Regions from separate parts of the Homo sapiens genome. Here region 2 is linked to region 1. Evidence: read pairs that join two places in POLR2A ChIA-PET (ENCODE). Cell type or tissue: OCI-LY7. All regions are shown on one strand.

What was found. ChIA-PET counts read pairs that join two places held together with the same protein. Peaks named below come from ENCODE experiments on the same cell type or tissue, not always from the same donor. Only the 100,000 strongest peaks of a DNase experiment are listed, where the experiment ranks them.
Region 2: POLR2A ChIA-PET joins it to region 1 with 5 read pairs; 2 of 35 experiments call an interaction of 5 or more read pairs at or near these places.

The regions. Positions count from the first base shown.
Region 1 is chr3:105,798,981-105,801,480 of GRCh38, forward strand. All of the region lies in intron 3 of CBLB (Cbl proto-oncogene B), which reads right to left. Among named protein-coding and RNA genes, the nearest start is that of CBLB, 69 kb to the right of the region's middle. In OCI-LY7, no CTCF peak of the experiment used is centred here; a DNase peak (open chromatin) is centred at 1,531; H3K4me3 peaks cover 2,269 bases; H3K27ac peaks cover 2,500 bases.
Region 2 is chr3:105,665,981-105,668,480 of GRCh38, forward strand. All of the region lies in intron 18 of CBLB (Cbl proto-oncogene B), which reads right to left. Among named protein-coding and RNA genes, the nearest start is that of CBLB, 200 kb to the right of the region's middle. In OCI-LY7, no CTCF peak of the experiment used is centred here; no DNase peak of the experiment used is centred here.

The sequences.
Region 1 (2,500 bases):
AAAGAAATATCAATACTGATTAAAAGTTAAGATGAGATCTCAAGGATGACAATTAGTTGCTAATCCTTCAAGATCTAACAAAGTATCTAGATGGAAAAATGAAATGTTTAACAATGACCAGAATAATAAAAATAGAAATGGGAAAATAATGAATAGCAGTGAGAGAAAGAAACACATGGTAAATAATGACAAAGAACAAAAAAAAAAAAAAAAAGAAATCCCTGCAGTTAAGAAAATGAAGAAAAAAGTAAAAACATTAAGAGGGTATTATCAAAATAAAAAAGCAAATTAGCAAAACAAAGGGCAGGAAAAAACAAACAAGGATATTTTGGGTAGACGTTATGTAAGAGAACATTAGAGCATGGAAAAGCTACTTTTCAGCTATCTTTACATTTTTATTAACTACATAAATAGGCACAATTAGTACCATTTGTTAAATAGATGAGGCAACAGTTGCATCATGAAGTGTGTTTCAGTGCCTTTCATATAAAGTTATTCTATGCACAACTGGAAAACACCCGCATAACAAGCATTAAAAAGGCATTTCACCATTTTGATTTGCAACATAACGTTTGTGCTGTTATCTCTGGATGATAAGATTACATACAAGTGATTTTTTTATTTATACTCATATATTTCCAAAATTTCTATAATATTCACCCTATAACCCAGAAAACAATAAAATGTTTTTTTAAACATTCTCCTAGAGAATGACCCATGTTATAAACACAGGCATTTACAATTCCTGCTATAGAAATAGTGACATGGAGTTAATCTAACCTAAGAAAATTTCAGTTGGGTTATTTATTTGCCTGATTTGCTTCTAGAAAATGTGGACAAGTTATAGGATACATGAACGTTTCTAATTCTCAGCTCCTAAGGTCTCTTATGTCATAACTAAGGTAATGGCTGGATCTTAGTCATGTCCTTTCATATTTCCAGTATTAAAATAAATAAAATAAACATTGTTTTTTAGACTAAGCAGCCAGGGACATAATTTTAAAAGTACATCTGAAATACCAAAGCCCACATTTTCTTAAAAATATGTGATGTCCTGGTAAAAACATTTGATAACAAGTCTGAAGATCTGAGTTCTAGTTGTGGTTCTGTGGATCTTGGACAAGTCACCTAATCTCTTTGGTTTGGGCCTCAAATTCCTCATCTGAAAAACAGAAGCGGTGGTCAGTGGTTTTCAAACCTACCTGTATGTTACAATCACCTGGCTATTTTATTAAATCCGCATGTGCAGACCAGTATCCCAGAGAATCAATAAAATCTCTGGGGAAGGGACATGGCTATTAGAGAGTTCAGTTCCCCCAGATGATTCCAATGTGAGCCAAGGCTGAAAACCACTGAGTAGGAGGATGCTTCCTAGTTCCTTCTAACACACAACGAATCCCAAGGTGAGCTGCATATCGGAATCATCTGAGGAACTTGTAGAGCCTACCATTACCAGGGCCCATCCTGGCTCAATTCAATCACAGCCTTAGCGGTACCAAAGCACTGGTATTGCTTTAAGAGCTCGCCAGATGATTTCTGATGCATCACCATGACTGAGACTCACTGTCAAGACACGTGTTTGACAGAACAACTAGCCTTAGACTTATTGAAATAGCAAGGTTTTGTCTGGTTACAAGCAGGTTGTTGACAATAACCTAGAATTACATAAAAATTTCTAGGAAAACAAAATATACACAAACCCCCCCACCCACTTCCTGTGAGCTAAGCAATATTCCAAGGACACCTACTGATAATTAAGGAATAATGTCTCTAATATGATCTGACTTACTGGGAAAATACAATTATAGTAAATTACCACAGGAAGAAAGAAGGAACAAAGTGAAAAGACATACATATAATCTGGGTTTTACCAAACTGCTACACAAATCGAATTTAGATAATAAACATGAAAACAAATTATGACAGTACAATGCACACTTTGTCAAAAAGAACTGATCCATTTGGCTTATATGTCATGTGAAAGTAAGAGGGAGAAAGTGAGAGAAGGCTATCTCAGCATGCTTTAAAAAAAAAAATCTCGGGAAGAGACTTAAAACATGTTTCTTAAATATTTCACTAATGAATTCTCACAACTGTTTTTTTCTTAATCGCTTGTGAGTTGAGCAGGCTGAAAACCAAATTTTTTAGAGAGGATTTACCCTTACTGTGGGCTGAAATATTGGCTAATTAATAAAAATAACCTTTAACGCACTCAGGAAAATAGCATAAAAAGCAGCAGCAGCCATTATTAACAGATAAATGGTCTATAACTTTAATAGCTTATAAAACCTAGGTAGAGGAAACTAAAATGATACTTAATCACTGTGTAAAATACCCTACTTATAAAAGTGGTAAAAGATAGTATTTTTAATGAGAAAAGCATATTTTTAATATTTTAATGTATTACAGATTATTTAAAATGTGTTTAGCTACTTTAAGTATAAGGAACTCAAAAGTTAAAATGAGTAATCCTCTAACAAATGGCTAGTCAAATTAGTCA
Region 2 (2,500 bases), 130 kb before region 1:
GTGCCACTGCACTCTAGCCTGGGCAACAGAGTGAGACTCGTCTCAAAAAAAAAAAAAATTATATATCTGTCTCTAAAATACTTAGCAAAGCATCAGGACTATAGTAAATGCTTAACAAACTTAACGAATTTTAATTAGACAAAATAATATTGTATATATTATCTGAAACATACTGTCTAAATTTACTTAGTAAACCAGTGACAATTCTTGGGACAGATATCAAAACTCTTAGACTACTGACCTTCTCAACTATAACAATAACAGAATTAGAAAAAAATATAAATACACTTAATTGATCAAGGAATAAAAGAAATCTCAAACACATTATGATTAACTTTGTTATTCTACTAGAAGTTGGATCAATTAATTCTGGGATTCATTTTTATGCCATAAGGTTGAATTACTGCCTCTATAGAAATACTGCTGGCCACGCGCAGTGGCTCAAGCCTGTAATCCCAGCACTTTAGGAGGCTGAGGTGGGCAGATCACAAGGTCAGGAGTTCGAGACCAGCCTGGCCAACATGGTGAAACCCCATCTCTACTAAAAATACAAAAATTAGCCGGGCATGATGGTGGATGCCTGTAATCCCAGCTACTCGGGAAGCTGAGGCATGAGAACTACTTGAACCTGGGAGGTGGAAATTGCTGGGAGCTGAGATCACGCCACTGCACTCCAGCCTGGGCGACAGAGCGAGACTCCATCTCAAAAAAAAAGAAATACTGCCTATAGAAGGACATGATTTAATAAACTAAATTACAAATAAAAAAATCTTCACATACACTGTTTTAAATATATCCAGAAAATGGTTATTTAATCTTAGATTTGTAAGGAAAACAACTCTAGGTTCTCTGGCTTTCAAACTGAAGCTGTCTGTAAGCCCCAGTATTTCACATAGCTAAACTGTGGGAAAACTCAACATTGCCATTTCCTTTGTTGAAACACAAAATCTTAAAGACACATAATCTACCTTAAAATTCCAACCCTTGCGTGAAGTGAAGCCACGATTTCCAATTGAGATCTTAACAGAGATAAACTATTGAATACTTGGTCCTAATATAAAATGTATTCAACATTCCAACAATTCTCCTTTAAGCTAGTAAACTAATGGTAGTATTGAAATTAATTCATTTTGTAATGAGATCTCCTTTATTTTATAATGAGATTGGCTTATTTGGCAATAAGGTCTTTTAATGGTTTCAAACACATTTGAGTTGTGCTAAAATCAAGCATTGTTTTCAAGTGTTACCTTGAACTTCCTTCTAAATACTAACAATATGAAAAATCACCTCAAGAGTGAATGGTGCACTTCATTAATACAGCCTTTTAGTTTTCAAAGAATGGTATTCAAACTGTAGTACAATATGTCTTACAACAAGAGAAAAGCAAACTGAGAAATTTGTAAAACCTCACACATAGATAGAAGAGACATGTGCCCCATGTGAATAATACATCCATGTAAAGAAACAAGCAGATTACTAGCAAAAATGTTTGTCCTATATACCGATATATGTGAATTTAACATGGGCTGGTAAGCTCTTCTTATATCTGGACTACCTATGATACGTTCATATATTTAAATTTCAATTATACATTTAGAAAAACTTTAAGAAAAGCATAAAATATTTTCTTTGGGAGGAATAAACATTTAGAAGGCTCTTTATATATGTAGACATACATATACATGCAGACATACTTTTTAGATAAGAAAACAAGGGAGATATTTTAAAATCAATGAAACTACATTTTAAACTTCTTTAGAAATATACTTTCCATAGAAGCCTATTCATAAATGACTATCAATTATTTAGACAGCCATAAGTGATAACAGAACTTGAATTCATAAGGCAGAGCAATCATACCAGAACCCCATTTGGTCATCTTAAAAAGGCCTTAATAAAAACAGATTAATTACTGCAAAATAAGAGCTATTAGAATCCTAAAGGCGCATATGCATTCAGTCTCAAGGGTTGAATGGAAAGACCTCATCTAGAAGGCAAGCTCAGTCTCTCTGCTGATGTAAAATAAACTAGTGAACAGCCTGGTAGGCCTGTGAACTTCATGTGAACAAACATATGTTGGAAAAAAGTATCTTATTTTCTGTGGTTGACTGTGTTTGTAAAGAGAATTTAGGGAGTAGATTGAAATATTTGATGTTACAGCTAGCTGGGCCCTCAGAGTAATAGTCAGGAGTCTTTTATTACTTAGGTAAAAGCCAGTTCAGGCTTCTGGCAAATGGCTATTCGGGGATATTTCAACAAGGTTTGTGATTTGAAGTTCTTCCAGACATTTCTAGTGTAATGCTAATAGGGATTCATACTGCTTGAAATCATATATGTGAATGATGTTCCTCTGGGCTCTACAACACCCACTTATTATGGAGAAAACTGTAAAGAAGCTGTGAAAACACTGTGTTTTGGCTACAAGTTTTCCCCTAACTAAAGTATAGGTTTCTTTTAATCCAGAGCTGGTGGTACTGAATATGTTATTTTAAATCAGTCA